Regions from separate parts of the Mus musculus genome. Here all the other regions are linked to region 4. The links are chromatin loops, found by intact Hi-C in ENCODE. Cell type or tissue: left cerebral cortex. All regions are shown on one strand. Each heading gives the region's core, and the rest is flanking DNA. Links, peaks and the distances in the headings are about the cores only.

Evidence for each region. Hi-C counts contacts between places; a loop is a spot of excess contacts. Peaks named below come from ENCODE experiments on the same cell type or tissue, not always from the same donor. Only the 100,000 strongest peaks of a DNase experiment are listed, where the experiment ranks them.
Region 1: it touches region 4 in a loop (2.6-fold over the local background); 2 of 42 quality-filtered maps call a loop at or near these places.
Region 2: it touches region 4 in a loop (5-fold over the local background); 6 of 42 quality-filtered maps call a loop at or near these places.
Region 3: a loop joins it to region 4, with 3 times the contacts of the local background. A loop is called at or near these places in 4 of 42 quality-filtered maps.
Region 5: a loop joins it to region 4, with 2.5 times the contacts of the local background. A loop is called at or near these places in 3 of 42 quality-filtered maps.
Region 6: it touches region 4 in a loop (3-fold over the local background); 2 of 42 quality-filtered maps call a loop at or near these places.
Region 7: it touches region 4 in a loop (2.5-fold over the local background); 3 of 42 quality-filtered maps call a loop at or near these places.

Annotation. Positions count from the first base shown.
Region 1 is chr9:112,337,930-112,342,480 of GRCm38, reverse strand. The region is part of intron 2 of 2900079G21Rik (RIKEN cDNA 2900079G21 gene); the gene reads right to left. All of the region lies in intron 1 of Gm39431 (a long non-coding RNA gene), which reads right to left. Among named protein-coding and RNA genes, the nearest start is that of Gm39431, 32 kb to the right of the region's middle. In left cerebral cortex, for the core only: no CTCF peak of the experiment used is centred there; a DNase peak (open chromatin) is centred at 1,885; H3K27ac peaks cover 1,748 bases.
Region 2 is chr9:113,643,053-113,647,603 of GRCm38, reverse strand. Gm36745 (a long non-coding RNA gene) reads left to right here and starts at 3,996. Exons shown (of 5, transcript XR_379913.3): 1 at 3,996-4,171. In left cerebral cortex, for the core only: a CTCF peak has its summit at 1,896 (motif pointing right); DNase peaks (open chromatin) are centred at 1,928, 2,612, 3,340, 3,785 and 2 more places; H3K27ac peaks cover 1,931 bases.
Region 3 is chr9:113,175,059-113,179,609 of GRCm38, reverse strand. It overlaps Gm4657 (a long non-coding RNA gene), which reads left to right. Exons shown (of 3, transcript XR_871299.1): 3 at 4,359-4,551. Among named protein-coding and RNA genes, the nearest start is that of Gm4657, 22 kb to the left of the region's middle. In left cerebral cortex, for the core only: a CTCF peak has its summit at 2,406; DNase peaks (open chromatin) are centred at 2,051 and 2,338; H3K27ac peaks cover 3,561 bases.
Region 4 is chr9:112,233,155-112,237,705 of GRCm38, reverse strand. It overlaps Arpp21 (cyclic AMP-regulated phosphoprotein, 21), which reads left to right and starts at 4,394. Exons shown (of 21, transcript NM_001362020.1): 1 at 4,394-4,551. It also overlaps a transcript of 2900079G21Rik not described here. In left cerebral cortex, for the core only: a CTCF peak has its summit at 2,084; DNase peaks (open chromatin) are centred at 1,808, 2,122, 2,450, 3,021 and 1 more place; H3K4me3 peaks cover 3,283 bases; H3K27ac peaks cover 3,285 bases.
Region 5 is chr9:112,445,774-112,450,324 of GRCm38, reverse strand. No RefSeq gene overlaps it. Among named protein-coding and RNA genes, the nearest start is that of Gm24957, 74 kb to the left of the region's middle. In left cerebral cortex, for the core only: a CTCF peak has its summit at 2,583 (motif pointing left); DNase peaks (open chromatin) are centred at 2,669 and 4,236; H3K27ac peaks cover 1,207 bases.
Region 6 is chr9:113,242,427-113,246,977 of GRCm38, reverse strand. No RefSeq gene overlaps it. Among named protein-coding and RNA genes, the nearest start is that of Gm4657, 45 kb to the right of the region's middle. In left cerebral cortex, for the core only: no CTCF peak of the experiment used is centred there; a DNase peak (open chromatin) is centred at 2,147; H3K27ac peaks cover 2,407 bases.
Region 7 is chr9:112,429,748-112,434,298 of GRCm38, reverse strand. No RefSeq gene overlaps it. Among named protein-coding and RNA genes, the nearest start is that of Gm24957, 91 kb to the left of the region's middle. In left cerebral cortex, for the core only: no CTCF peak of the experiment used is centred there; a DNase peak (open chromatin) is centred at 2,092; H3K27ac peaks cover 1,318 bases.

The DNA.
Region 1 (4,551 bases), core at 202-4,201, 100 kb before region 4:
CTAGCAATCTCTCATGTAGTTCCCCACACCTGATCCCTAATTCCCTATTCCCCATTCCCCTCCTCATCCCTCATTCATCCCAGTTCCCTCCCTCCATCTCCTTCTTATAACTATTTTATTGCCCCTTCTAAGTGATATTCAAGCTTCTTTGCTTGGGACTTCCTTCTTTTTTAGCTTGTTTGGGTCTGTAGAGTGTTACAATGTACCTGTATTTTATGGCTAATATACACTTATAAGTGAGTACATAGCATATATGTCTTTTGGGGACTGGGTTACCTCACTCGGGATGATATTTTCAAGTTCCATCCATTTCCCTGCAAAATTCATGATGTCTTTGTTTTCCATAGGTGAATAATATTCTATTGTATAGATATACTACAACTTCTTTATCCATTCTTCAGTTGAGGAACATCTAGGTTGTTTCCAAGTTCTGCCTGTTACAGATAAAGCTGCTATGAACATAGTTGAGCAAGTGCCTTTGTGAGATGTTGGAGCATCTTTTGAGTGTATGCCCAGGAGTGGTATAACTGGATCTTGAAGTAGAACTCTTTACCAATTTTCTGAAAACAAGCTAAATTGATTTCCAAAGAGGTTGTACAAGTTTTCACTTCCCACCAGCAATCCCCTTGCTCAACATCCTTCCTAGCATGTGATATATATATATATATATATATATATATATATATATATATATATATAAAACAAAACTATCAACTAAAAGTATTTTCTACCTAGTCCCAACTCACTGTTGTCACCAGTTTTTAATAGGTTTAAGGTTAATTATTATTATTATTATTATTATTATTATTATTATTGTTGTTGTTGTATATGTTGTGTGTATCAATGTATATAGGACAGAGGATAACACTGTTGTGTGGCTTCTCTCCTCTACATGGGTTCTGGGGGTACAAATCTGATTGTCAAGTTTACACAGCAAACATTTTACTGCCTGTTGTCCCACCATCCCTGTTTTGGAATTTTGAGATAGACTGGCATTAACTCAGGTGGGCACTGAACTTCCTATGTAGAAGAGTATGACCTTGAGCTCTTAATCCTCCTGTTCCTACCTCCAACATGGGATTACAGAGTTGTGCCACCATGCATGGCTCAAAGTCACATTTTCTTGTTGCTCTTTCCTCTTTTGCTTTGTTAATTAGAGCTCTCTTTTTAAAGTTAACTACCCCTAGGATATTAAAGATAACTATCCTCCCGGTTTAATTACTTGGTGTTAATACTTAGTGAAACTCCTGATGTGAACATTAGTTTTAAGGGAAGAGGTGGTAGGGGCACACATGGAAAGATCTGTAGTTTGTACTTCTTCTAGAAGCTTCCAAGGCCTGGCTGGAACATGGCCACATAGCCAGATAAGATGTAGAGGACAATGTCCTATTATTGCTTACTACCCTCTCAAATAGTTACTGAAGAAACACTTGTTTTTTTTCTAACAAGCACTAAAGATAAAGCTTTAGAAAATTATAGCGAACAAGTTGGTACTGAGTGCCAATTCTACACCATGCTTCTGTCAATAAAATACCCACCAAAAAGTTGTTTTCTTACCTTCGGATAAGTTGGATTAGGGTGTTAGGAATAGCAGTGGGCCAGGTATCTTGGATACACAAAGAATCAGTCTAGGTAAGACCTCAGTAGTCAAGACAGGCCAGGGCTGACAATTTTTAAAAACTGTGACAGAGTATAAAATGATTCTGGGAGGATATGTGAGACCAAAAGGACTGAAAAAGACACAGAACTCCCACGGGATATGGTTAATTTTAACAAAAATTCTACCCCTAAATAGCAAGGAAAAAAAAAAAAACTGGAACATTCCTCAATCCAGCAATGAGCTTTTCAGTGTAAGAATTAATTATCATGGTCAGTGTAACTTGATTTAGAATTGCCTAGGAGACACAATTCTGGGTAGGTCCATGAGAGTGTTTCCAGGGATATTTAACTGAAGAGCAAAGACCCACTTTACATGTGGATGGCTCATCCTTGGAGCACAGCTCACAGACTGAAAAAGGGAAAAAGAAGCTAAACACCAACACTCATCTTTCTCTGCTTCTGACAACAAGACTCCCCATTCTCTCACAGCCACGCTTTTCCTGCTGTGATTGACAGTCTCTGCTCAAACTATAAGCCACAATAAAACCATCCATCCTTAAGATGCATTTGTGACCTAGCCTATTACACCATTGAGAAGAGTAACACATGCAAACAGCAATACCATTGCAGTTATGCTCCAGACAATTCCAGAACAATCTATTAGACTTGTCTGCTATGACTCCTATGTAAAAGGATGCTTGGATTTTCCATGTAGAAGTACTGAGTGAAGGATGTAGCCTTGAGCAGAACATGACCTAGAGCTCACACCCATTCTGACAGCACAACAGCAAAACTGAAGTCACAGGATATGGTTTGATATCAATGGTTGGCTATGAACTTGACAAAAGTATCTAGACCAGGACTTCCATGGAAAGAAGGGTTGATACTACTTCATTCACCATGCCAATGTCTCTCCACATTTTCTTTATTTCTGGATATCTCACTTTTTATTACACCTCCACAAAGTCCTCTTCTTTAAATCCTTTCTCTGTTTAATGGTGAGGCACGCGCTCATACAGCACACACATAAAGATCAGAAAGCAGCCTTGTATATTTGTTCTCATCTTCAACCATGTTAGAATCAGCATCTCTTTATTTTCCACACTGCAAATGCCAGAGTATCTGTCTCATGATTCTCATGATCTACCATCTCAACATAGTGCTGTAAAAATGATAGCTGTGTACTACCATGTCTAGCTTTATATGGGTCCTTTATATGGGTTCTAAAGTCAGATCCTCTTACTTGTGTGGCAAGCACTTTAAAAACCAAGGCTGTGGTGAAGCAATTTCCTCCAGAATGAAATATTCCTTTCAGAATGAAGAATGTCTCATGAGACTCAAGAAGAAAACAACTCACAAGTCTTAGAAAGACCCTGAAACCAAAATAATTCACAAGTCCTCTTTCCAAGGCTATTAAACCAGTAGCCAGTTACTGCAGAAAAGATTCTCAATTTAGCACTGCCCAGGGGTGACTCTTTGGCTATCCAAGCACCTGCAAATCACATGGATAATTCTAGGGATGCAGCTTCCATGTCATCCTTTAGTCTGGAATGGGATTTTCAATGATTCAGCTTTCTTTGAGCGGTCCATGTTCCTGGCAGTTCCTAATAAACTCATTAGTTTACCAACTTGGATTTAGGTGGATATATTATTTTGCTCCGCCATTGATTATTTTTTCTATCTGCAGTGAATAGTTATTTGTTCATAGCTCCCCATGTAGCATTTACCCCAAGACTAGCTCTGTAAGATATTCCTTGTGAGGATTTACAAGGAATCTAAGACACCAGCCTGCTCCAATTCTGTAAGCACAGTCTTTTAATCGAAAGTACCTAAGATACAAGGGCTCAGACTGTTTGAATGTCTGAATCATGTTCTAAAGCAAATGTTAGTAAATATAAAATTTACCCACTGTTCCTGTAAACACAGATTACTGAGCGATAGCTGCAGAATATCTGATATAGTCCATGTAAGATTGGGCTGCAGAATTTGTCTATTCTCATAAGCAAGTTATCATCTAGGACATACACATATGTCTGCTCGAGGAAGCACACTCAGGTAATTGATTAAAAATATCTTTGCTAACTACAATATAGAAAGCTGTTTTTTCTTCTTTATGCCTGCATTGTGCACACATAATTTTACCCACTTTATATAACAGAGTAGAAAATTAGGAAATTTTACCTATAAATTTTATATAAATATGCATTTTTGGTTTTCTTGGTTTTTTACTCATTTTGTTCACTGAACATGTAGTCAGCATCTCTTCAGTTAGAAGATAAAGAAAATTCTTGAGAGTCCTGGAGAGTGGGGTAGGATGGCTCAGTCAATAAAGCACTTGACTTGCAAGTCTAAGAACATAAGTTCCGTGCCCAGAATCCACAGAAAAAAATGTTAGGCACAGCAGCATGAATTTTTAATCTCGCTACTGGGAAGGGTGAGACAGAAGGATCAGAGATTGCTAATCAGGCAGTCTAAGGAGGCTCAGTCTCAAAGAGGGAGATAATGATGCTGCTGAAGATGACATCAGAAGTCAGCCTCCTGCCTCCACGTGAATGTGTGTGTGTGTGTACGTGCATTTACACACACATTTAAAAACAGAAAGCACAACATTCAAGATACATATTATTTTAAAAAATTATAGTTTTTCTGAACATTGTTTTACAAAGTATGATACCCCTGAAGGTAGAAAAAATAAGAGTATATCAATACTGGTAAATTTTTGTTTAAAGATAATGTTTTATTCTATTTTATAATATTTTGAAATCACACCACTTGGTTCCTTCCCTTTCCTCCCTCCAGCTCCTCCTATACATCCCCCTGTTCTTGCTCAAATTCAAATTTCTTCATTTTTACATATATAGTTTTTCCTAAAAACATAAATAAAACTTCTCACATTCCCGTACCTAAGGCTCAGGGATGAACTGGGGGAAAGGGCAGAAAGATGGTAAGAGT
Region 2 (4,551 bases), core at 291-4,290, 1.4 Mb before region 4:
GGTCTGGGAAGCTTCCAGCTTCTACGGTGCTTCTGCCGCTGCTGCTGCACTAGCAGGTAGCCTGAACTCTGGGATTTCAGCAAGCTTTGAGCATGCTATTCCAGGTCGGTTAAGTATTTAGCTCAACAGCCACGCTGGAGGTCTCCTCTCACTTTGCCTCACTTTGTTGGAATAGAAGAATCGTGACCCAGAGAAGATAGCGTCTGGGATATGGTGGAACTGGGCTTTCAATATGATCGAATGTTAAAGTTTCTAAAATTTCTCTTTCTTTGGAGTTTATTTATAGGTGCTTTTGTTCCGTCTGTCTACCCATCCGTCTGTTTGTCAGTTGGTCCATCCACCCACCCACCCATCCATGTTTTCCCCTACTTAGCCATTCAGAATTATATGTTTGAGCCTGTGGATGTGGATCAGTTGGTAGAATGCTGGCCTAGTATCCAGAAGCTCTGGGCTAGGTACCCAGCAGCACACAAAGCTGGTGCCTATAATCCCAAACTTGGGAGGTGGAGGAAGGGGGATGAGAAGTGCAAGGTCATCCAAGGTCATCCTTTGGCTAAATAGCAGGTTTGAGATCATCCTGGACTGTTTCTTTGGAGACAAGGCTGGCCTCTAGACCAGGCTGGCCTCAAACTTCTCCCTCTCCCTCTCCCTCTCCCTCTCCCTCTCCCTCTCCCTCTCCCTCTCCCTCTCCCTCTCCCTCTCCCTCTCCCTCTCCCTCTCCCTCTCCCTCTCCCTCTCCCTCTCCCTCTCCCTCTCCCTCTCCCTCTCCCTCTCCCTCTCCCTCTCCCTCTCTCTCTCTCTCTCTCTCTCTCTCTCTCTCTCTCTCTCTTTTATCTTGCCAGTCATAGTGGTATACATCTTTAATCCCAGCACTTGCGAGGGAAAGCAAGACAATCTCTGTGAGTTTGAGGTCAGCTGGTCTGCACAGTGAGTTTCAGGACAGCAAGAACTACACAGAGAAACCCTGTCTCAAAACACCAACAACAAAAATGGGGGGGGAGGGAGAGAGAGAGAGAGAGAGTATATAAAAACTAACTAAATTAAATTGCAAGGTGACAGACTTATATTCTAGGTTCTAGGGATATTGCTGCTGCCGCCTGGTATTTGCATTTTGAGTGAGAGTGAGGTTGAAGGAGAAAGCGTGAAGTGAATGCTGTATTAAAATGTATGAGGCAAATATGATAACCATTACACTGTGGAAACCTCTCCCCATGTGGAGCAGTCATGGGTGCGAGCAGGAGCTGGCCTCTATGTCTAAGAGTCAAAGATAAGATCTGGGAGGAGGGCTGGCATAGTAGTATTGGAACATTCTTAGAGGTGTCATGTTTTCTGTAAGGTGAAATGCCCACAGCTGAAAGGACAGGGTTTGTGGCCATCCAGGGTGGTACCTGCACCACTGTGGTTGACTGTGTGAAGATCCAGACAGTGATCACTAAGATGGTTTCTCATCACCCCAGAAGATGTGCTTCGGAGATGGAAGCAAACCACATTCAAAGTGTTTCTCAGTTAATAGGCTTAGTTCATAGTCACTTCCTGCATCAGGCCATATTCAATGGCAGAAGTACTTACTACTACTCCTAGTGTGTCTGAGCACGTGTGCTGAGGCTCACGACTGGAGGTCAGAGGGCACCATGTGGAGTTGTTTCTATCCTTCCACCTTTATGTGGGACCCAGTGATTGAACTCAGGTCAGGCTTGTACCGAAAGCATCCCCAGTCCCCGACCCTTGCCACTGGGACAGATGTATTTCTGCTGTGCAAACCTTCAGCCTGCCGCTTCAGCAAAACTGATACTGATGTTTGGGTCTAGGGAAAGGGGGAGATGGTGGCCGCAGCTGACAGAATTCAATAGTCTATTGGGTATGGAATAAGAATGGCAACCCCATAGGTGACCACAAGATGGCGACATCTCACAATTTATGTTTCAAGACCTCGCAGCAGGGATTTTTCTTCTGGCCTCTTAGCCTTGTTCTAAAATTGGTTCAAGTTTTCTTTTGAGTTAACAGTGTGATCAGAGCCCTGTGATGAGGCTCTGTGGTGGCTCCCCACCAGGAGCTGAAGAATTCTTGTCTTGTGAATCCAGGAAGGATAGATGAAAGGGTGGGTTCCCCAGGGTTAGGTGAGAACATGAAGGTTAGTGTTCACAGTCCTGTCCTCCCCCCCCCCCCCCCCCCCGTCTGTACCCCCTCCCCCACACTCCCCGTCCCCAGCCACCAACGATGCGCTAGCGCCCTGCACCTGCACACCCACCCCAGACCTTGCAGAGTGTGGAGAAGAAGATACTTAGTTGCTATTTATTTGCTATTCTGCATGAATAGACACATAGCTGGAGGTTTTCTGTTAATACAGCGTCTGTGAGGTGTGTGTGTGTGTGTGTGTGTGTGTGTGTGTGTGTGTGTGTGTGTGTTAGGCGATGGGCTGGAAGGGTTTGAAGGAAGGGTAGGAGAACACTCTAAATGGACGTAGGCTGTGATCTTGCACTAAAAACCTGAGGACCCGGCCAGGTTTTCTGCTTGGTTTTACTGTTTGCCCCTAGGGCTAATTTTAATGGGAACAATTTCACGTCGTCCCTTGTCCTTTGGCCACATCAGCACTTAGGTCACTGTCTTTATTGCAGGGACAGAGGAGAGGTCTCAAAGCATCTAATTGCAAAGGGCAGCAGCCACTTCTACAAGTCAGCATCATTTGTTCAATGCTCTGCAAACCCTGCTTGGCCCAAAGTAGGTCAGGCTGGAGGAAAGCAGTTGGGTGTGTGTGTGTATGAAGCATCGGTTCAGAGGGCTCCGAAGTGAACATTCCTCAGTCGCCTGGTGCCTTGGCCCCAAGGTCTTTTGGGTGCCTGCTCTCACCCTTATATCAAATATGAGCCATCTTTCCTTCCTTCCTTCCTTCCTTCCTTCCTTCCTTCCTTCCTTCCTTTCTTCCTTCCTTCCTTCCTTCCTTCCTTCCTCCCTCCCTCCCTCCCTCCCTCCCTCCCTCCCTCCCTGCCTTCTTCCTTCCTTTCTTTCTTTCTTTCTTTCTTTCTTTCTTTCTTTCTTTCTTTCTTTCTTTCTTTCTTTCATTTGTTCACAAAGCTATTGAAAGCTGTCCTCTCCAGACTCCATCCCAGATTCTGGAGCCCAGGAGAGGGAGAGGACCTCTCAGAATGCTTGGGACATTCTGGGGAACTTGTGAGTCCTCCGAGACATGCCAGCCGGGTGCTAACTTACTCTCTTTTCTCACATACAGAACAGGAATTATTTTGTTCCTAGCAATATTACCAGCCTCACAGGATGACGGTGGGAGAGCATCAAACAGTCTGTGTATACAGCATGCATGGTCAGCATGGGGCCTGGCTGTGGGAGGCAGCTTGTCCTTTGAGCAGGTGCTCAAGGTGGATTTTTGTAGCCAAGGGTGTGAGCTTTTACTATACCCTGCTTCACCAGATGGCACTGGTGTCCTAAACCCAGTGAACCTAACAGACACCCTTCCCTAAGGTGCCCAAGACTGAGTTTGTGAGCTGACAGCATGATGAATTGTTTAAGGGCACAGGCCCTCGAGCTGCCCCGTCCATGGTAAATCCCAGTCGGACAATTACTGACTGCAGGCTTTAAGCCAATTACTTAGGGTCTCAGCGTTTCAGTTTCTAACCTGTAAAATAACAGCAGCTTTCTGAATACAGCAGTTACGAGCACTTAGGCCCTGGAGGGCTGCAGCTGCTTCAACGCTCTGCTGTGGTCATCGCTCCTGTTGTTCCAGCTAACTTGCTAATGGTGCTCCGGCAATAAATTTAACGGCGATTGGACAGTGTGGACCTGTGATCTCACATCTCTGGATGCCGTTTCCTGAACACTAGGCAGGTGGAAAGAGAGCAGGCGGGAGAGGGGGCGGTTACAGGCGGGAGAGCAGGGGTGGGTAGTGGCGGGACTATAACGGTAGGGTTGTGGTGAGGATGAAGGCAAGGTGGTGAGGAACTGGTGGTACCGTTGCTGGGGTGAAGTGTACAGACAGATGAGGTGTTGGTCGTGTGGCGGGGGGTGGGGATGGGGTGGGATCACTTCACTCACAGTCTCAGAGGGCTCGTGCACGTATGACTCTGGTACAGGGCCGCTGGTGAAGCAGTACTTCTCGAGGGTAGGAACCTGTGGAGGAGGCAGCTCGAATTCCCCGAACCTCCCCAAACAGCACAGCCAGGTAAGGACCAAACACTCAACATGTGAGCCCCCTTTAGGGCACATTTTAAAGTCAGAGCAAAACAGGCGATGGAGGTGGTAGGTGGTCAGCTGGTTTGGTGTGGTCCGTGGGATAACAGTAGGGTGTTGGTGGAGGAGGGATAATGAGGGACTGGTGCTGGCAGGAGGAAGGATGGGATAGCTGTTGCTGGAGCTGTGGGGAGGTAGTGTGGGGTCGGGCACTGGCAGGGTCGGGAGGTAAGACACGCCTTCTCTCAGCTCTGTGACCAGCACCACAGGTCGCCTTCAGGAACTGACATGACTCCAGCCCCTCAGGATGCCAACTGTTTTCTTGGAGGTCCTGGTGTGTTGGCAACTATACCAGTTTCTGATCATTGCCTA
Region 3 (4,551 bases), core at 377-4,376, 940 kb before region 4:
GGGACTGGGTTCCCGCATCTGTCTAGGAATACAGAAATAGCTGCAATAGACCAATGCCCCTTCCTTGGTGCATGTGTTCAAAAACATTCACTGGTTGGCTGGGGTTAATGATAGTCCAACCCTTTAATATCCTCATTGGTGTAACAGAGAAAGAGAACTTACTACAGGTGGAAACAAATTTTCTACTCATTTGGGGAAATGAAACTTACTGTAGGGCTCAAAGAAACCTGTGTAGGGGGGCATGTAATCTGTACAGAGATCTGGGCTTGCAGAGATCAAGTGGGGGACTGTGGATTTATGTAGTGCTTGTATATATTGTCACATATATGGGTTGGATGTGGATCTGTCTACTCTTGTGATTCTACTGTGGATCTCACTAGGCAATCACAAATATTAAATGTTCTCCTTGGGTTGCTCCGTGAATGAGTGCTAAGGTTGGGATTTGGATATGAGTGTGTTCATGTTTCCAGTTCTGCTCCATTAAATCAATTCCTTCTGTTCTGTGAATTGTGGGTAAAACCACACACTGATATACAGCCTGTGACAAGGGCGTGCAGCCCTGCCGTTCTTTTTCTGCAGTTAGTTACCTGTGCAAGATGTCCTCACTCAATGGTTATAGCAGATGTGTTTCTCCTTCTGGGCTTTGTTTGTTTGTTTGTTTCCATTTCTTTGTTTGCAGCATCGACCATTAATTTTTCTTTTCTATGACTTCCGAACATTCCAGTTTTATGAATGTTTCACATAAAGAAAAGAAAAGAAAAGAAAAGAAAAGAAAAGAAAAGAAGCCGGGCGTGGTGGCGCATGCCTTTAATCCCAGCACTCAGGAGGCAGAGGCAGTCGGATTTCTGAGTTCGAGGCCAGCCTGGTCTACAAAGTGAGTTCCAGGACAGCCAGGGCTACACAGAGAAACCCTGTCTCGAAAAACCAAAAAAAAAAAAAAAGAAGAAGAAGAAGAAGAAGAAGAAAGAAAGAAAATAGAAGGAAGTAAAGGAAGAAAGACAAGACAAGGAAGAAATGAAGAAAGAAAGAAAGAGAGAGGAAGGAAGGAAGGAAGCAAGGAAGGAAGGAAAAAGCAAAAGAAAGAGGTACTTCCTGTGAAGACGCGCACCCTGGAAAAGGCTCGCGTAGCCCAGGCTGTCCTTGAGCTTACTATGTAGCTGGGGATGACCTTAAACTCTTTTAAATTTCCTAATGTATATGCATGTTTTATCTGCATGTGTGTCTATGTGCACACTTGATAACCATGGAAGACAAAAGAGAGCCTTGGATCCCCTGGGAGTGGAGCTGCAGGTGGTTGTGAGCTACCCTATGGGTGGGAAACAAGGCTAGGTTCTCTGGAAGAACAGCCAGTATTCTTAATGTCTAAGCCATGTCTCCAGCCTGACCTTTCGATTGCTGCCTCCTCCACTCAAGGACTGGGATCACAGGCACGCACCTCCACAACAGACTATATTTTGTCAGTTCTTGAAATCTGAGTTGTGCACACTCCCTTCCACAACAAAGACAGCTCTGAGGCAAGCTTTGCAAACCCTTTCCGGTCCCAAGGTCTCCCTGCTTGTAGAGAATCTGAGCACAGTTTAGGTGGGCACAGCTGCGAGGCATTGTGGGAAGAGATGCAGAGTAGGGTCTGAGACTCCAGGAATAAAGTTTTTATTGTTACCCCAGCTTTGCAAAGAGTTGCTCAAAAATTAGGCTTCTGTCATTCTTTTACACGAGGCCCTCTGAAAAGCAACATGTCTGCAGGCACGCCGTGACTGGGAAGTCTAGGGGCCTGGAGGCTCAGGGGTTGACGGTGCCAATTAACAGAAAGAGTGCAGGCTTGTAAAAGGGCTGCCAGGGACTGGCAGGTCTTCTCTGCTTCATTAGGGTAACTTTGAAAAGGTTGTAGGCAAATGGCACCTTTCACTTTTAAAATCCAACTGGTGGCTTCCTAACCATTTTAAAAGCTTGATTTTTGAGCTGTCCACTGTAGCAAGGACATGGCCAAAGCTAGCATTACTCAGAACCCCGTGGCACGAGGAGTCTATATCTTTCAACGCCTCCGTCTTGCTCGCCATACTTTTGTTAGCTTCCTCCTCCTTGACACTTCCCTTAACCCACCCCCACCGCCCTCCTCCCAGTGAAAGCCCACGCCATATCCCAAGTCTGTTGCGGAGAACAGACTGGAAGACATCTGCCTCTTGCCTTTTTTTCTTTTCTTTTTTTTTTTTTTTTAATTCCTCTAATTGATGGAGCCAAGACTCCACACCACAGCTCTGCTCCCTGAACAAACCAAATGGTGGCTGTTGGCAGCATATTGACAGCTTGCTAATGAAGGGATCCTTGACAGCGTGACAACCTGCCTGGGCTGCCTCAGGAAGCCAAGTCCGCCCCCATACCAGCCCCGAGTAATTAACAGGTGGGGGAAAATAGCAAGAAGCTGCCACTGGGGAGAAGAGAAATATACTCAACCAAATGAATTATGTAGATTTTAAAAAAGATTTTGATTCTGTACTATCTTTCTTATTTCTTGCTAGCAAGCTCCCCTGGAAAGAGTGTTGACTTGGGGGCCAGATGAGCGTGGGTTTGCGGCTCAGTCTGGTGGCCTCCCCTTTCCCTGGCTTTCGAAGCCTTTGCTTCCTGGTCCTTTAGTTTGTGAGACCTGACTGGGTACAATTTGTAAAAACACACTCATAGATGACACTTATCTGTCATAAATTGTTATAAAAAATTCTCTTTTTTTGAGGATTGATTGGCTCAAGTGTTCTTACATATCTATTTCTACCAGTGTTTGATTTAACAAACAATCAGACAAACAAAAATCATGAAGTTTGGTTTTTGTTTTCTGGAGAGCATTAATCGTATGTTTGCGAGTTTGTGTGTGTGTGTGTGTGTGTGTGTGTATACATGTGAGTTTGTATGTGGAAGTCAGGGGTCAATGGCAGGTGCTGTTTCTCTAGAGTTGTCTGTCTGGTTCTTTCTCTTGGACACAGGATCTCTTTGTGAACCTGTAGCTCACTGATTAGGGGAGAGCTGGTGGCAACAGAGTCCCAGAAATCCTCCTGTCTCTTCCTTGGCAGCACTGTGATTGCAAGAACACACCTGACATTTTTTATTATAATAATAATTAGATATTTTTATTTACATTTCAAATGTTATCCCTTTCCTAGTTTCCCCTCCGAAAATCCCCTATCCTCTCCCCCCTCCTCCTGCTCCCTAACCCACCCACTCCCACTTCTTGGTCCAGGCATTCCCCTATACTGGGGCATAGAACCTTCACAGGACCAAGGGCCTCTCCTCCCATTGATGAACAACTAGGTCATCCTCTGCTACATACGCAGCTAGAGCCATGAGTCTCTCCGTGTGTTTTCTTTGGTTGATGGTTTAGTCCCAGGGAGCTCTGGGGTTACTGATTAGTTCATATTGTTGTTCCTCCTAGGGGGCTGGAAGCACAGAGTACCCAATGAAGGAGCTAGAGAAAGCACACCTGACTTCTTATGTGTGTCGGAGATCCACACTTAGTCTTGATGCTTGTGCCGCAAGCGCTTTCCTGACTGAACCATTTCCTCAGCCCCATGGGCTTTGATCTTCGGCATGTTCATAGCATTTTAAATGATTGTATTTTCCTGGTGAACTAACCCCTGTATCATCAGAGGGTAGCTCCACCCTTCCAAATCTCTTGTCATTCTTTCTGTCCTACCTTATGTGTAGTTGGTTTATTTTATGTTTCTGTGTTTTGGGGTGAAAATTGTGTGCAGAGAACAGACAGGCTTAGGCTTGGCTCAGGCTGGCTCAGGTACCACACTCATCTCTTCAATAGCCTCTCTCCAACTCCACCAAGCCCCCAAATAGTCACTGTATCACTGTAAAGAACCCTTGGAGCCCAGCATATGATTCACCTGATTGGACCCCTCCCCCCCCCCCCCCCCAGCTCTGACAGACACCAGGAAAGCAACAGACGCAATGTCTCAAGACCTAAATTTGTAGCTCCTGGTGTTTCACCAAGGGCTGGCTTTAATTTAGGAGACATTCAAGATGATTTAAAGCAATTGCTTTCAAGCTTCCTTGAGGCTTAGATTCCCTTATGAGTTGATGAAAGCTCTGGACTCTCTTCGGGGGGGGGGGGGGAGCCACAAACATATACTTTTAAACAATCCTGGCCCATTCAGTGTATCTCTCAAAGCTGTGAGTGTGCCTCTGTTTAAACATCTATGTTATAAATGCCAGGGAGTGAAAGGAAGTCTTCACTTATGTATTCTTTCATTTATGTATGCATTTGTATCTTAGTTTGTTTAATTGTTATTTTAAACAGTAGCTCACTCTGTAGTCCTAGCTGAGACAGAACTCACTATGTGTATCTATCTCATCTTGAATTACAGGTGATCCTCTTACCCCAGCTTCTTTAGATAAGGATTATCGGCATGAATCACCATACCTGGTAGAGATTGAGACTTTAAATGATTTCAAACTGATTTGTCAGAAGACAGATTGTGAAATTCTGGCAGAAAATTGGCTGCACAGCAAGCTGGTAGGCAGCATTCTTTCATGGTCTCTGCTTCAGATCTTGCCTTT
Region 4 (4,551 bases), core at 413-4,412:
AAAGTGAGGATATCACTGCCACTGTGACTTTATCACTCAGAGGTCCGACATGGAAGATCTCATTTTACACAATGAAAGGTCTGGGCCATAACCGTTAAGAACCACTTCAAATCATTTAAGGAAATGTGCACACCTTCCAAACGCCTACAATAAGAACATTGCTCACTACCTGCCTAATAGCCCCAAGAGGATATTTCAGTCCCACACCAAGACACAAATTTTTTTAAATTGGATAGCTGAATACTGATTAGTTACTTGGCCTCAAATAAACTTGAGCCATCTTAGGCCACTGATTTGTTGGCTCCATTTATATATGGAGAAAAGACAAAAAATACAGTTGAGTTTTAATGTTTTAAATCCAAGTGTACTTATTTTCAAACAGAGCTTTAAAAAAATCACAAGAGATGTTGCTCTAAATATCACCATCCAGTTTGTCCATTATTGTTAAGATTTAGAAACTTTTCCTCGGTCTAAGTGATAGAGTTTTTGTTTGTTTTGTTTTGTTTTTGAAAACCAGGATTTCTCTCAGAATTCCCCTCTCCTTTTCAAAAGCTGCAATTTCTGTTCTGGTTTACAGAACTGGATTCTGTGTGTGGGTGTGTGTGTATGGGAAGGTTTCTACACTGACCACATACACAACTTTACACACTTTCCCAAGAAGAAACTTAGTGTTTGGTTTTTAGAGTTAGATATGATTGGGATATGATTAGAAATATTTTGATTTTTTTTTCTGTTGCATTCGAAGTGGCTGGAAAACATTTACCAATACGTTTTGAGAGGAGTTAGCAGGAAAGACGGAGCTAAAACCAAAGTGCCCATGAGTCCTGGAAGCTGGAGGATCCTTTTGCCTGAAACTTTCTGCTGTGGATTTTTCCTGCCCTGCAGAAGTGGAAACCCAGAGGGAGACACTAACAGATAGAAAATAATGATCTGTGCAGCAAGGACCAATCCAACCTCCTACTCCCCGCAGTGTACACATGCGTGAGCGAACACACACACACACACACACACACACACACACACACACACGACAGCATGACCATAAAGATTCTATGCAAATCACTCTTCTAGAACACCACGGAAGCCATGTGACTTATAAGCCTAGTTTTGTTTTTGTTTTTGTTTTTTCATTTTTAACGACCACCATTAAAGGTAGGTGTACCTAAATAGAAGTCAATAAATAAATAAATAAATAAATAAATAAATAAAAGAAGAGATTTTCGTGGCATATTTTATGGTAGTTATATATTTGTGGTTTGTTCATGAGGTTACTAATCACCAACTGCTAAGCTTTTGTTGTCAATATATTGTGCATTGCAGCAGATTCACACTTAACTCGCTGTCTGCATCTCAGAAGCTCCGGTATTGGATATTGTTAAAATGGGCTTTGGCAGTTGCACACAGAAGTGCACGACTATAATTTTGCTACCCATTAATAACAAGCCAGCCAAGAAGGCCAGAATCCAATGCCTTGCTCTCAGCTGGGGGTAGGAAGCTAGAATGGGCTATCTTGGCTGGTGACCTACGCTGTCGGAAAGTAGGATGTATAGTCGCTAGCGGGTGGGCGGTATTCCGGAAATTTATTCACTCTTCACTGTACTTTTTTCTCCTCTTGGTAGTGTGCCCTTAGATTATGAAAAAAAAAAGAATTGCACATAATAAAAATAGTACTCATCTCCAAAACAAATGGGTAAATCAGAGCTTTTATTTCTTCAGGTGTCAACTCTGCTCCCTGCCCCAGCCCTACCCCTCTGGGCTCTGCAGTGCAAGGTTTCTCTCAGTCAGCGCATCAGCGCCCAGTGGGGCAGGCAGCACTGATCTGGGCGGTCTTGCATCCAGAGGACCAGTCTCGCTGAGCAGCAGGACTTGTAGTCTCTCTCAGCTCTAAAGCCTGGGCATCTGAGAGCTCAAAGCTGAGAATCATTTCTTGGGTGGGGTGAGGTGTTGCTGCCCCGGGCTGTTTTCTGCACTTGGCCTCGGAGAGTAAGCACGGAGTACCAGAAACCCAGAAGCTCTGGCCAAACATCCCTAGGACTCGAGGTGGTACCCCAGCGAGGTAGGTAAGGGCTGGGCTCCGGGGCGCGCCTGGTGGCTGGGAGGGAGAGGCAGGGTGGCGGGGCCGGGGCAGCGCGCCAGTTTCCTCTGATTAATGATGCTCGCGCTGCCGCGCGCGTGGCTCATGCGCTTTGTCTCCAGCCCAGGGGTGGTGAGAGCAGTGGGTATGGCAGCGCCTGGCGCACAGAGCAGGTGCCGGCTGCGCTCAAGCCTCGGCTTTGCGTGGTGGCCCAGAGACCGGGCATCACTGAGCGTCCCCTCAGGGCCATCTCCCTCCGCAGAGGGGTCGCCAGCACGGGTCTTGGGGCAGGAACTATTGGGGGGAGGGGGGCGGGCATGTGCAATGCTTTCGGTGCTCTTGGTGCCCGCCCGGCTGGACGCGTCTTTGGCTGGCGGGGAGGAGCTGGGCGCTGCCTGGGAGCCTAGCCAGCCCTGTGGGAGGGCATGGCCGGGTGGGGCGGTCGGGAGCACCACTGAGGCTGGCTGACTCCGGCGGGACTGCGAGAGTGACCCTCAGGTGGACCTACTCAGCCAGAGAGATCGAAATCCTGCGAGCGAGGGAGAGAGAGAGAGAGAGAGAGAGAGAGAGAGAGAGAGAGAAGAGAGAAAGGAGAGAAGAGAGCGGAGAGAGAGAGAGGAGAGGAGAGAAGAGGAGAGAGAGGAGAGAGAGAGAGAGAGAAGAGGGAGCACTCAGCGGGCAGGGAGACGGAGAGGGAGGGACAGGGACAGCCAGCCCCGTGCACTCGCTCCCTGCAGTCACCTCCTCCCACCCGACCTGGGGAAGTGGCCGGAGCGCAAAGTAGCAAAGTAGCAGAGACGCTGCGGGCTCCAACGACAGTCACCTGGTTCCCGCATTGCTGGTGGGACCACAGGTCGCAGAGGGGCGGACAGATCAGCGCAAGGACTGGCTGCAGGAGAAGGTGGCTACTCCCAAGAGAGAGGAGCAGAGCAAAGCCTGGACACCACCCCCAACCCCTTTCCTGAAGCAGACAGACTGACAGACAGGCAAATAGACAGACAGGAGCTCAGCAGCCTGTGGTGACATACAGACTCTCTAGCAGCGAAGACCTCCAAGCGTCCGGAGCGGTGACAGTCCAACAGCCGCAGCCACGCGTTCCCCACCAGCGCTGTGCCTGGGCAGCGCGAGGACCCCTGCCTCCAAGCCAAGGGCTCCTTTTGCTAGCAGTTAAAATAAATCGACCAAACAACAAAGGCAAGCCACAAACCAAACTGACCCAACCAAAGCATTCACTGAGAAACAATAATTACTCACAAAAGCCCCAAACGAAATCCAGTCAGTCAAGGCACCCGGGACGCTGGGTCACTCCACTGTTCCTTCAGGTAAAGAGCCAAGTCTTCCGACATGAGCATCACAAGCCCTTTGTGTCTGGCTGTTGGGGCTTTCTGCTTCTGCTGCCCCCTCCCCCTTTTTTTTTCTTTCTACCATCTATCTGTGCTTTCCCTTTGACCTGTTTGTCGTTTCTGTGTTGTTTATCTTGTTTCTATGTCTCGGCGGAAGGCATGGGTGGACTCTCTTTCCCTCAAAGCAGGCAGAAATTGAAATCTGGGAAGGGAATTGAAAGGGACGATGCTTTCTGTAACAGAAGTTTCCAGTAATTTTATATGGGTTTTATGGTGCCAAGTTTGGACATTCTCTTGTTTCAGTTGAAAACTTGTCACTTTCCTCAGTTACCACAGAGGTCCTGGGTCCCAAGAGGTCGGAGAAGGGAGGGAGAGGAGGATAATTTTTTGCTTTATTTTTTTTAAATCTTGAAGTCATTTCCATGACAGCCTCTGGTGTAACGTTATCTGTCTCGGGTGATAAATGTGATAGTAGGATTGGATCTGTATCAGGCAAGTGTTTTAAAAAGTTTCTTCGGAAGAGAAATTACATGGCTTAGCATGGATGTCACGGATGTATTAAATTCAAAGCTTGATCACCTTTTACAGACACAGACTAAGACTGGAGCCTAAGTCTTAAGAAAAAAAAAAAGCAATGAGGAAGGTAATGTCATGGCGGGATGGGAGGTGTACGGTGAGGTTGCTAGAAATGGTCCCCCTAAGAACGTGTTGCAGATGGAGACCATCATTTCGCTCTCTGCCTTCTCAAAGGATGCAGCTTCTGCAAGCTAGAATGACAGTCTCTAGAATGGAAATGAATCTGTATTTTTTTTTCAAATTTTGCTCCAATGCAGAATAAATCTAAACTGTGCCCACCCTTTCCTCATCTGCCTTGGAACCCAACTCTGCAGTTTACTGCTTTAAGTAAGCAGCAAAGTAGACAGGGCAGGCAGGGAGGCACTTCTTGTTTCCTTTTTTTTTTTTTTTTTGTAATTCTGTGAAAATCAGAGAGCCTTTGATATGCTCTTCAGCCTAAGTAGACCCTCTCTTTCAGGATTATGTTACTATAGGGCTTGATGTCTGAGTGGCATTTTAGCTAATGTCATTTTCATGAAAGACAGTCATTTGGAAGGCACTAGGGCTAGTTATGCTTCC
Region 5 (4,551 bases), core at 353-4,352, 210 kb before region 4:
ATTAAGCCCCATTTAAAGCATTCCACTACTTTCCAAATCCAAAGTCCCCAAATCCACATTCTTCCTAACAAAAGCATGGTCAGACCTATCAACAGCAATACCCGAGTTCCTGGTACCAACTTCTGTCTTAGGATTTTACTGCTGTGAACAGACACCATGACCAAGGCAAGTCTTATAAAGGACAAAATTTAATTGGGGCTGGCTTACAGGTTCAGAGGCTCAGTTCATTATATTCAAGATGAGAGCATGGCAGCATCCAGGCAGGCATGATTCAGGCAGAGCTGAGAGTTCTACCTGTTCATCTAAAGGCTGCCAGTATAAAACTGACTTCCCCAGGCAGCTAGGATAGGGTCTTAAAGCCTACACTCACAGTGACACACCTACTCCAACAAGACCACACCTAATAGTGCCACTTTCTGGGGCAAGCACATACAAACCATCACAGCAGGATTGAGTTACCCAACAGTAACAGTAGTGCTCAGAGCTCAGTCATGTTCATAAACTTTCCATATCATCTAGAAATGCCCTTCTCATCTTCTGAGACTTGAATTAGACTTCCAGGTATCAAGAGATGCAGAGTGACCCAAAAGGTGTCCATGAAGAAATTTGGCAATGACATATAGAATTAGGTTAGAGGATCAAAATGAAAAAGAATTAAAAAAAAACTGGAGGAAGATAAAAGAGTATCTAGGAAATTTGATTTATTTATACATATAGAACAAATTTCTAACAAAATCAAAACTTGACAACAGCCTAAAGAATATTTTGTGTGCTTACAATACAATTCCAGATGGTATACTAGAAACAAGCCGAAATCTATTTCTTGCATACATATATATGAAGAGTTGAAAACACTCAATTCAAGTATTCAGAATCTACAAATCTGTGAACTGTCGTGTTCAAATGGTAGGTTGTTTCTCTTCAACTCTGCAATACTTTAGATAAAATATAATTGATTTCTTGAGTTGAAACAAATAGGTAATGGGTGCATTAAAGAATAAATCAACTTTGTGTTTCTGTAGGATTTTCAATTTTCAAAGTGCAGTTACCAACATCATGCATCCAATCAGAAATTAATTAAATCTGCGTCACTACAACTTTTACAAATAAAAAGCTAAAATACACACGTACCAGAGTGCTGCAACAGAAAGAGCTTTGGAGCAACAATCTCTCTCTTGAATTCTAGCTACATTTCTCTGTAGAAGATTATATGCAATCTTCCCCCCTTGCTGAACTAGAACCATTCAGAAATCAAACTGTAAGAAAACTATCAAGTTCTAAAGCCATAATCGACATTAAAAAATCCTATAAAAGAGAGGGGCACGTGCCAAATACAATCTGCTTTTTCCCTTTTCTGCCTCCATCTTTGCTTAGGGAAGTCTTGAACGTGGATGCATCTCAAAGACTACTGGGAAGATGTTCTTTTGTAAATTTTGATCAGTAACTATACCGCAGCTAAATATATGCTTCTTAAATTTGCTAAGCTTGAGAACCATTGGTCTGATAGAAGCTATTAATTATCTGTGTTAACCTAATTCAAACTATCACAGCCATATCTCATGTCTTCTCATGGTGTTGCCCCTAACCACAGTAGAGCCTAAGGCAATGGAAATTCAGCAATGTTCATTTTGCCTTCATTGAACACTTTGATATTTGATTCATTATAGATTTTCTTAAATACATTTTATTGGTTATTTCATTTATTTACATTTCAAACATTATCCCCCTTCCCAGTTTCCCCTCCACACCCCCCCATATTATAGCCCCTTCCCTTGCTTCTATGAGGGGGCTCCCCCACCCACCCATCCACTCCTGCCTCACCACCCTAGCATTCCCCTACACTGAGACATTGAGCCTTCACAGGACCAAGGGCCTCCCTTTCCATTGTTGCCAGATTTTTAACTATTGCATTAAAACCTTGCTTGTCTTCATGACTACACTTTTGTCAGTTTCTTAGATTTTTGTAGGCGAGCTATCTTTCTGTACCCCATCCTACTCCCATCTCACCATTCATTCCTTATGTCAGTCTAGTTTTCTAAGAACAGGTATAATTCCTGTTGTTTGGGCCTTGCAAGCTCCTGGTGGTACAAGAACTTACTCCCTTTCCCTGACACTGGCAGCATCGAGGGTGAGTAGAGGAGTGTGCGCCCCAGAGTTTAAATTGTGAATATTTGATGGGAGATGACTGCTTGCAGGTATTTGTTTGTGTTTACTTCCTTCTTTGTTTGAAGATTCTGTTTGTGTTTTTGTCCTTTATTTTGCTAGCTACAGACAATCTCAGTCAGGGTGGAGGGGAGGAGGTGGACACTTCTGTCTTTGTTGCTATCTTGTTGCTGTGACAAGGGATAAAGGGCTCATTTTGGCTCAGTCCCCTAGGAAAACTGCCCATCATGGTGGGGGAAGACAAGACAGCAGAAACAAAAAAACTTTCTGGTCACACTGCATCCACATTCAGGAAGTAGGGGGTGAAAAGGAAGTGAGGCTTTGTTAGAAAGCCTCAAGCCTGCCCTAGCACCAGAGTGGCCCATGTGCTCCAACAAAGCTCTGCCTCCTCGAGTTTCCCAACCTTGAACAGCGCCACCAACTGGAGACCAAGTATTCAAACACACAAGCCTTTGTACAGAACTCACATTCAAAGCACAGCAGCCCTTCTCTCTGCCATTGCTGCAGATCCATGCTCTCTGTAGAACTGGAAGATACAGGGCAACAGGCCAAGCTCAGCAGCTCCATTAAATCTGTCCCTGCTGGGTGTCAGTTATCTGCTTCACCACATGCTCACCAATTTTAATAATGGTCTATTGTGTGCTTCATAAAATGCTAGAGGCATTCATTTTAAATATTCTCCTCAACAACAAAAGAGGTGATGGCTATATATTCATCAGCTTGGCTGACTCTCTACAATGTATACATAGATAAAAATATCACACAGAACTATAAATAGACAGCTATTACTTGTCTGTTAAAAGCATTTTTATATTTTTAAAGACTGACAATATAGCTGTTTACTGTTTGACTATCATGCATAAGGCCCTGGGTTCTATCTGTATCTCCTTACCTCAAATGCTGGATTCTTCAAGGTTATTAGGAGCCCCACACAGAATATCCCTTCCTCCACTGTTCAAGCATATCAGCCCAAAATTGTTCAAGCATATCAGCTCAAAACTATGCACACCACAAAAAGAGGATCAGGAGACACAGCACAGGGAGACTCCTGGTGTTCCAGGCCCAGCATAGCTCAGCAGGAGTCAGAGTAAGACAAGACCGTCTATGGTTGAGTTTGCAAAGGGTCACTGCATCGGTTACCTTCCTGACAAAAAAATAAATCCGCAGCTTTATACTGATAACAGACTTCATTTTGACAGGAGCTTTAAAATGAGAAACCAAAATTGACTCAGTAAAGGAAGAAAATGGACAGTGTGACTCGCAAGAATAATTTAGCTCAGCACTTCCCAAAGTAGAGTAGACATGAAAAATTAACAATAATTGTTTTCGCTTGCTTACAAGGAATCCCAAGCTACTCTTAGGTCTTTTGTTATTTTCAGCATTTGTAGCTGTTACAGGAGTCACTGCTTTTACATGGTAAAGGGTATAAGCTTTGACAGACTCTAGAATATGTTAGCCACCATGCTACATGCCTCCAGCCACTATGATCTGTGACTCTCAAGGGCTTAAGAAAAATCTCTTCAGAGAAGTTCAAGCAAATCTCATTAGCATAGGAGTTTGTTTGACAGGTCTGAGGTGCTGCCTGTGTTTAAGTATGTACATTTTGGAGGGATACCTTTGGAAGCCTGAACACTAATCTATGTAGAAGGCAAGTGAGAAGTAAGCCAAATAAGTTGTAAACCCCACCAATGCCTTAAAGAGACTGGGATGAACAGAAATTCTTCAGGGAGAGTTTGGAATGCATGTTCTCTAAAATTCTCAGCTAGGAGCTTAACTCAGACCAGGAGCAACCTGAAATGGTGCACTTTGGTGATGTAGGTACTAATGCAGTCCCTATCACATTCAGTCCAATTATTGTCACTTGGCCATGCATACTGGAGCCATGAGGGACACAGAGGTCAGAAGGGGACCTTAAGGTACTGGATGTTGGAGGAGCAGGTGATGGCTCAAAGGCCACACAGAGCCCTGGCTGCCCAGAAAAAAGGAGGAAGGAAGACTGAATGGAGCTCATGTGGTCTGTTGCTATGTAAATCTCATCTCTAAGGAAAGGGCTGGCACAACTGTATCAGGCTAAAGATACAGCTTTTATTTTTAAACCAGTGTGCAAGGGATAAGTGAATGTGGGATGTGTGAGAGTCAGAGTGTGGGCAGAGCAGTGTGGATGTGTGCAATGTGTATGCGTGCAGTGTGTATGTATATGTGCAGTGTGTATATGACAGTGTGGCTGCATGTAGTGTGGATGTGTGCAGTGTGGGTGTGTGCAGTGTGGATGTGAGCAGTGTGCATATGTGCAGTGTGGATATACAGTGTGGATGTGAGCAGTTTGGATATTTGCAGTGTTGATGTGAGCAGTGTGGGCAGAGCAATGTGGATGTGTAGAGTGTGGAT
Region 6 (4,551 bases), core at 338-4,337, 1.0 Mb before region 4:
TTTCTAACGTTTTTAGTTATCTGATGTTTCAAAGCGGTTTTATAATATTGATTTCTGTACTTGTCAGTTTCCATTTTTAAACCTATCATCAGTATTTCAGCTTGGAATTTCAATTTCATTTCTTCATTTTGATTTATCACACACACATATACTATATAATATAATATTATATAATATAACCCTAATAACGATTTTCTTCAAGGGCTAGTAGATGTGGGACTTCCTGAGTCCTTGCATATTTCAGAATCATTCCTAGTTCAAGTCATCTTTAAAAAACGACTTGGCAGAATGTGTAATTACTGCATCACACCTCCTTTATCTCAGGGCTTTAGGGGTATCACACACTTGTCTACTGATATTGTTATCAGAGGAAAAACTGAGATCAACAGAAACCTCACCAGAATCCTTTCCTGTGTGTGTGAATGCACATATGCAGTGCCCCTCCACATGCACACACATATGCACATACAGATGCACACACACATGCACACACATATGCACACATGCACACACATATGCGCACATACATGCGCACACATGCACATGCACAAATAGATGCACACACATGTACACACACACATGCACACACATGCACATACAAACACACACACATATGCACACACATATGCACACATGCACAGACATACACATGCGCACACACACATACACACATGCACACACAGGAACACACATATGCACACATGCACACACATACACACATACATGCACACACATGCATTTTCACATGCATATACATTTGCACACACATATACACTTGCACACACACACATTTGCACATGTATACACATACAGAGAGAAAACTGTATGTAACTTTCTCCTTATGTTGTAATAATTGATTTGATTCTTTCTTTTTCATATACATTACATATAATTTCTCTGTTTCCTCTAGAGACTAGTAATGTGTACTCTTGACTTGTTGAAGTCTATTACTAGGAACTGTCAACTCTTTCTTGTACTGTTAAAGTTTTTCAATTAAATTTGTTGCAGATTGTAACTGTCTCCATATTTGAATCCATGAGAAACCTGATTATTAGTTCTTATTTTTTATAAAACACCTGTATTTTAAGTATATATATATATATTATACATATGCATATATATATATATGAATTTGTTGTTGTTGTTCTTTGTTCTTTGGTTTTTCCCTGTCTATACTGAAGAGCATCCTTTGGTTGGTCTGGAAGTATGATGGACCACTCCTACAGACTAATCCCTGTATGTTCTATTGGCCTGTAACTCCACCTTTTTCCCTCAAGTGTATTTTTCTGAGTGTTTAATTCTAGATGGACATTAGGAAGACCTTTTATGTGGGCTTTCACTTAGGAAAGGTCTCTTCCTCTATCGTGACTTGCAGTTTTTTCAAGCATGTTTATTTAAACTGGTCTCAGGAGACTTCATGGGAAAACCAATGCAGGGCTTTTTGATTTCTTTCCCTCAGAGACCTTCAGTCAGGTTTTAGTCTTTGTGCAGGCAGCCCTTCATTTTCCTTGGTCATAGTCATTTCAGAACCCTCTCTGGTATGGATCCGATTTTGGGGAGGAGACTGACAGCAGGTTGGCATGGAACAGACCTTCACGGTAATAAGGTCCTGATGATCTACATCAGGCTGCTGCTACCAGATTGTGTCAAGCCACATAGTGTGTACTGAAAGACTTGTCTGTGGGCTGTCACAGTAGGCACAATGGCATAGAAGCTTCTTTTCCAAGAAGGTATATAACACAATGGTGAGCTCCATGGTTCTTCATCTTAAGGAATTAATAATCCAAAGACTGTGGAGCAGTCAATTATAGACCATAAGCTAATGGGATGGATGAGGATCGAATTTAACTATTGATTCATCCCTTCACCCTAACTTAAATGTTCTTTTAAATTGTCATAATGTGAAAGGGAAAGTCCAGAAAGAAGGTGGTCTTGGGCACTAGAAGGAAACTTTGAATGGCTTTTTTTCTTGGTATTCTTCAATGACAGTTGTTAAGAGTTAGTAAAGAGGAGTCATGTGAGATAAGACTTTTTTTAGCTTTCGATTGGAATCTGTAAGAGAAGATAATGCAGACTAAGTTGCTCAGCAACACAGTGAATCATAATCTCTCTGCAGGATGCATAGGCACCCTTGATAATGAAAGGATTATGTCTCAATAGACACATTTTAAGTTGAAAACATTGCAATTCAGAAATGAGTTCTGCGATCTGCGTTAGCTGCTTTCCTATTGCTGTGATCTAACACCATGACCATAGCAACTTATTGAAAATGAGTGTATTTAGGTTTGCTAGAGGGTTAGAGTCTTCGATGGCAGAGTGGATGGAAGCAGTAGGGTGCAGGCATGGAAACTGGAGCAGAAGCTGAGAGTTTACACCTGGAACGATCAACAGGAAGCAGAAACAGGGAGCTGGAAGTGACTATAACATGTACATTTTCAAAATCCATTTTCCCAACCAATGATTTACTTCCATATCTCTGTCAGCAAGGCCACTCTGTCTCAGTTAGGGGTTCCACTGCTGTGAAGGGACACTAGGACCAAGGCAGCTCTTATAAAGGAAAACATTTAACTGAGGCAGGTTTACAGTGTCAGGGGTTTAAGTCCATTATCATCATGGTGAGAAGCACAGCATCATGCAGGCAGAAATGGTGCTGGAGGAGGAGCTGAGAGTTCTACACCTTGACCCGAAAATACCAGAAGGAGACTGTGTGCCACACTGGGTGTAGCTTGAACAAAGGAAACCTCAAAGACTGATGCCACAATGACACATTTCTTCCAACAAGGTCACACCTTGTGATGGTGAGACTCCCTATGGGTTAGGCATTTAAGTACTTGAGTCTATGGGGCCATAACTATTCAAACCACCACAGTCATCTTGCTGCCTTCATGGTTCCAAACAGCACCACTAACTAGAAAGCAAGTGCTCAAATGCCTAAGACTATGGGCAGAATTCTCATTCATAGTCCCCTACTTAGACAACCTCATGGCTCAGCCGAATAGTACACTGTTGAATGGTACTTGCTTAGGGCTGTGAGGGAGTGGCTTCCTGGGGATGTAGCGCTATTTTAGGAAGTGATCAAAAGGCAAAGCCTGGTCTTTCCTCAATGCATTTTTCTGTTATATCACAACAAAGTCTCAAAGCAAAAACCTGCAAACCAATCTACCATACCCTAGTGATAGCATTTTAATAACCAGAGAAAGCAAAGATGGAACAGCAAAGACTCTCTGGTCATTACCTCCAAATGCTGAAGATTCCAAAGGAGGTGAGCATCAACAGGTCAGTGGAGCAGGAAAGACTTAAATGACATCCCCTCAGCCTTCCCAATGACCTATCATTGCTTAGCAAGACTATCATGGGGATAAACACCTTGGAAGACTATTTATTGTGTAGCTGTTTCCTCCAGATTGAAACATGCCCTTTTTGTAGGAGGAGGGAGGCTTGGAAGACTCAGGAAACTGGCAAGAAACTCAGAGGTCATGTAAGTGGTAAGTCTCTGTTGGTGCAAAGGGAGATCACCTAAGGTGTAACTGCCTGCCAACTGTGCAGGCTGCACCAGTTTTGTGTCATCATTGGGGCCCCTGTGAGCAACCTCCTGCCTAAGTGCGCTATGGTAAGTAACCCAAGGAAGCGGATTGGTTCTCCAAGTTGGATTTGGGCAAAATGTTCCCTTTGCTCCATGAGTGTTCTGCATGGGGTTCATAGACAAAGCTGAGCAACAGTGCACCCTGGGAAAGTTCCTATGGTGAGAACATGGGAAGTAGAGGGTCACCGTCCACATTCTAGTTGTATCTGTGAAACTGCCTGGCCTCCTAGCTGCAAATACAGCCACTGTGCTTTCATCTCTTCACTGTTAATATGCATGCTTCGCTCCTTTTCCCAGGTGGGGACAGTCTGGTCCAAAAGTCCACACATTGATGCTTCCTTTTGGAAACTTAAATCATCCTTTCACGTTGCCTCTGCCTTTTTTTTTTTTTTTTTGATGTTTAAAACCAAGGAGAGACACATGGATGAAACACTCTGCGGACTTTGCAAATCCCTCAAGAGGACCTCAGAGCCCTCAAGTGTCCCCTAGGTCCCTTTCATCCCCGAGACTGTCACTACTTGTCCTCCAATCATCCAATGCTTTAGCAGGTGTGTGTAGGTGGAGCTCAAAGTTAAAAGTACTAAACTCATACATTTAAAAAAAAATACGGTTAAGTTGATGGTCTTAAGTTGTCAGTATCTGCTCAGTAGCTCAATGGAATTAGCAGCAAAAGCAGTGGCCTCTAATCGCACAGGATACCTGCATATCTCTGCTTTAAACCAACCTCTCTAGACTGCAGAGCAGTGGTATAGGAAGAATCATCAGTGTGCAGAAGCAGCCGAGGGCGGTGATCATAGTGCAGCCCTTCCTAGCAATGATTCCAGTCTTGGATCCCAGGCTGAGGAGGGTGGTAACACCAAGGAGCTTCTTGGAAGCTTGTGCGCCATACAACACATCTTGGAACTCCGCTCTCTTCGAATAAAGGGCTGCTCCATTCCAGAGCTAGGCAAAACTGAGAGGGACACCCA
Region 7 (4,551 bases), core at 259-4,258, 200 kb before region 4:
AAAAAAAAGAGGATGTTATCCAGAAAGAATGATGTATTAGGGGTTATCAGCTTAGAGTCAGCGAGATGGATCAGTGGATAAATCACTACCTGCATAAGGCTGATGCCCTGAATTTGATCACTGAACCTGAGCAAGCACAGTGTCCTGACTTGCATCTGTCATCCCTCTATGTATGTCCTGGCTTGCATATGTATCCCTTCTATGGTGTGACGGGAGGTGGAGACACAATCATTGCCTAGAGGCTCATAGGCTAGAGAATGCATAGATGTGCAGAAACAAGGAGAGAGATTGTCTCTACAAGGTGAAATAAGGAGTTATCTTATAACCACCATGCTTGTTCTGTGGCATGTGAGTGACTGCAAGCCCACACACGTGAACTAATAATGAATAATAACCTAGTTAATAATAATAATAATAAATAATAAAACAGCAATGAGAACAGGAGGAGGGATGAACTTTTCAACTTCAGGTGAGGGGTATGTTTTGTGCTTGGTGTTTTCAAAATGGTTGAGAGCCTGAGGCCAGTTGTTTGGTTTGGTTGTTTTGTATTTCACCAGACATATCCCTTTCACATTTTTATAGTTGTAATTTTCTAATGATGTGTTAGAGAGACTTGCACTTTAATATATAGGAGCAAGAGAGGACATAGAGAGGGAGATGTTGTTTGGACAATCTCTCATACTCTAAGACAATCCCTTAGGTATTTTTTGTGTGTGTGTATATGTGTGTGTACATGTTCATGTATCTATGCATATGTGGACTTGACCATGTGGAGAGGCCAAAGATCAAGGTAGTGTGCCTTCACCTGTGGCTCTGCACTTTAGTTCAGGTCAAGACGCCCTTTCCATACCTGGAGCTTGCAGCCCTGGGACTTTTTTAGCCCCCAGCGAGGGGATTATAAGAGCATCAAATACACCCAGCCTCTACATGGGTGGGTGGTGGTAAACTCAGGTCCTGATGCTTGTGCACCAAGCTCCTTACAGACTGAGGCTTTCTCCAGTCCCTGAGGCAGTTTCTTCCTAGGTTATTAAGTCAGCTATGTTGGTTAGGAATTGGAGGATGGAAGATGTCAAGGCAATTGATCCCACATCAAAGGAAGTGGTTTTTTGGCTTGTTTGGTTGGTTGTGTTTAGTTTTTGTTTTTGTTTTTGTTTTTGTTTTTGTTTTTATCTTTGTCTTTGTTTTTGTTTTTGTTTTTGTTTTTGTTTTTGTTTTTTAAAGAAAATCACAGATATGTTCTTAGTAAACTGGGAAGTTAGTGCTGATAAATTTCCATTTTTCTACCTCCCATATTTTTATTTATCTATTATTTGATGTGTATGGGTGTTTACCTGCATGTATATGTATGCACTGTGTGTGTAGTGTCTGTGGAGGTCAGAAGAGGATGGCCAGCCCCTAGGACTGCATTTATACTCAGTTGGGAGCCACCCTGTGCTGGGGACCTTAAGCCTCTGCCATCTCTCCAGCCCCTCTGCATCTCATCCTGCTTTAAAATGTTGATGTGTGGGGCTGTGCCTGGCTTTTAATTTTTGAAATTTATAGTTCCTTAATCACAATTTCAAAGAGGTTGGTAAATTTTATCTTCTAGAGTTTTTTTTTCCTTTAGTTGATTTAGTTGATGTAGACACTGCTAGGATCTCCTACTCACAAACCTCATGGCCCTTCCAGAGTGAGGGTCAGTCATCCTCAGAAGATTGTTAATTTAATTTTTTAAGAAAATTATCTATGTTTGATGCTTTTAACATTTTATGGTAGAAATTACTTTCATGGATTCTTAAAATACTCCATATGATGTGAAATATTTCAAAGATGGTCACGGTGAACCAAGTTCAAACAAAACTGCTATCCCCAAAGCTGTAACATATGCTGACACATATAGATAGCTTAAATAACCTAAAAATACCTACAAATATAAGATATTTTTGGAGCTAGTATCTGGGGGAAGCTTCTTTTGAAAAATTCCTAAAATTGGACTGTTCATTTTGTTTTGAGCAGAAAGAAAAACTTGTGGGTTCAATTTAGTTACACTGGCCTTAATAGGAAAAAGAAGAGAAAAAGTATATATACACGTATTTTTTTTTTCTGGAGCAACACATCTTTTATTTTAGTCAGAAGAAAGTCTATTTAAAGCTGTCCTTATTCCCAAGTTGTTTGAAATGGGGGTGAAGGCTAGCTCCTTCCTGGAGAATGTTATACTGCACACAATGTTTGAAGCCTGCAAGCCATTTATTTCCATGAGATTTTTCAGCTTCTACTCCTGGCCTTTCTTGCTCCTTATTGACGTTTGGATTTTGAAAGCCAAAGAGTGCTTGCTTTATTTGTTTGTTTATTCGGGCAATGTCTCACAAGGTTGGCCTAAGCTCGTAGAGGTCTACCTGACTCTGTATCCCAAGTGCTGAAATCAGAGACGGGCATCACCATCTTGCTTAGCAGGCTTGGGCAACTGAAAGCTTCATTCATGCCCAATGTCTATCTGGAGTATCTTTGCCATAGTTTGCAAACTTGCCCTGCCTACAGCATAGATGCATGTATTCCATAACTTTGAAACAGTGGAACAGATATACTCAGATGGGGCAGAAGGAATTTTCCGCCCTCAGATTCAGTATGGTCATGGTCTCTGAAGATAATTTCCAGGGAGCTAGGTAGGTATAGAAAGGTCAGGCTACTGAAGGTCTTTGGATTTTAACAGACTGTACTCTCCAGAGACCATCTTCCCATGAGTATTTGCAGCTTCTTGTCAGCACAGAGGAGGCACAAACCATTAACTTTTATCTTGCTGTGTGCACCAGGCTTTAGCTCACTACAAGTAATACCCACTGAGGCATTATTTATAATCAAATCTAGGGGCTGGGGCTGCAGCTGCAGCCCAGAGGTAGTGGAACTGTGTAGCGCGTGCGAGTTCCTTGGTTTCATCTATAATGCAACAAGAAATTTGAGCGTGTGAACAGTGGTGCTTATTTTGTGTCATGAATTATTTTTTACAGATGTAAAATCTGAGGCCCATAATAGTAATAAAACATTCCAAAGCAATTTCATCTCATGAGAAATAAAATCAGAGTAATCCCATTCTTGCTAATATTGCTTTTAGGGCTTTTACTGTTGTTTGTTTTGAAGACAGGATCTTACTCTGCTCTCCATGTTAGTCTCGAATTCTCCATTCCCCTGCCTCAGCTTCACGAAGGGTGGGATTACAGTAGTGAATCACCATGCCTGTTTATCTAAACCCATACTTTTATAATTATATTTACTTATTTAGTATGTGTGGGGGCACATGAACTTACATATGTACACTGGGTGGAGTCTTCCATGCTGTAGTATAATTGTGAAGGTCAGAGGAAAGCTTGTAGGAGTTGGTTCTGTCCTTCTACCCTGTGAGTTCCAAGGACCAAACTCAGTGTGTCATTCATGGCAGCAAGCTCTTTAGCACACAGAGGAGTCATCTGTCTGGTCCTCTACTCTCAGTCTTTATTTCACCCAGACATCATGAAAGCCTACTGTGTGCTGACATTGCTCCCTAGTGAGAGGTATGGAGTTGAATGAGACAAGAACTTCTTCAGAGAACATCGGTCTATGGAGAAAATGTAAACTACACACAAAGAATATAATCCAGAATCATTTTAGTAATTCCACTCATGATCAATAGCAAAAAGGAAGCCCAGGGGTCTGAAAGGGGAAACCCTTGGCTCTGCTTAGGACCTGGCAGCCTCTATAGAATAGGCACAGTAACAGCTCATTCTTTGACACCACAGCAATGTGGGAACATGGAATAGTCTGACAAGAACGGGGGAGCTTCCCTTGAAAGGATGAAGAGGCTCACTGCTCCTTGGCCTTGTAATGACATCTTTAATACCCACTAGTGGAACATCCTCTTGATGTTTCTATAACTAATGAGAGAAAATATGAAGTGTGTGTGTGTGTGTATGTGTTTATGCATATGCATGTGTGTATGTGTGTATGTATGTTTGCATGTGTGTATGTGTGTGATTGTGTGTATATGTGTGTATGTGTGTGTGTGTATATATATGTGTTTGTATGCTGCACACATATGCATGCATGCACACACACATAGGGTCTTCTTTAATTGCTCATCACCTTCTTTTTTGAGCTGGAGTCTTCCACTGGGACTGAATCCTGCACTTTTCTGTTTGACTGGCTGGCCAGTAGACTTCTGAGATATGCCCATCTCTTCCGCTGGTGCTGGGATTTCATGTAGATGTTGGGGATCTGAGCTCAGGTCCTCATGCTTCTCCCATAAGCCCTTTGTCTAGGGTCACCACACACCCCTCTCCTCCCCTGATGACTAAGCAACTCTACACGTACAGAGCTTAGGAATCTGGTTCCCAGCTACAGCTCCTTCTTGTTTCAGTCACCTATAGAATGTGATTGCTCTTGCTTCTCCTATAAGTGCTTCTGCTTATATAGCCAGTTGTGATTCGTCCTTCTACCTCTGCCTATTGTCATCTCAAGACACTGACACCTGTTTGGGAGGTGTTAGTTCCACAAGCTGATCCATCCTTTAGATCACATAGCATACCTACTGCGCATCTGCAT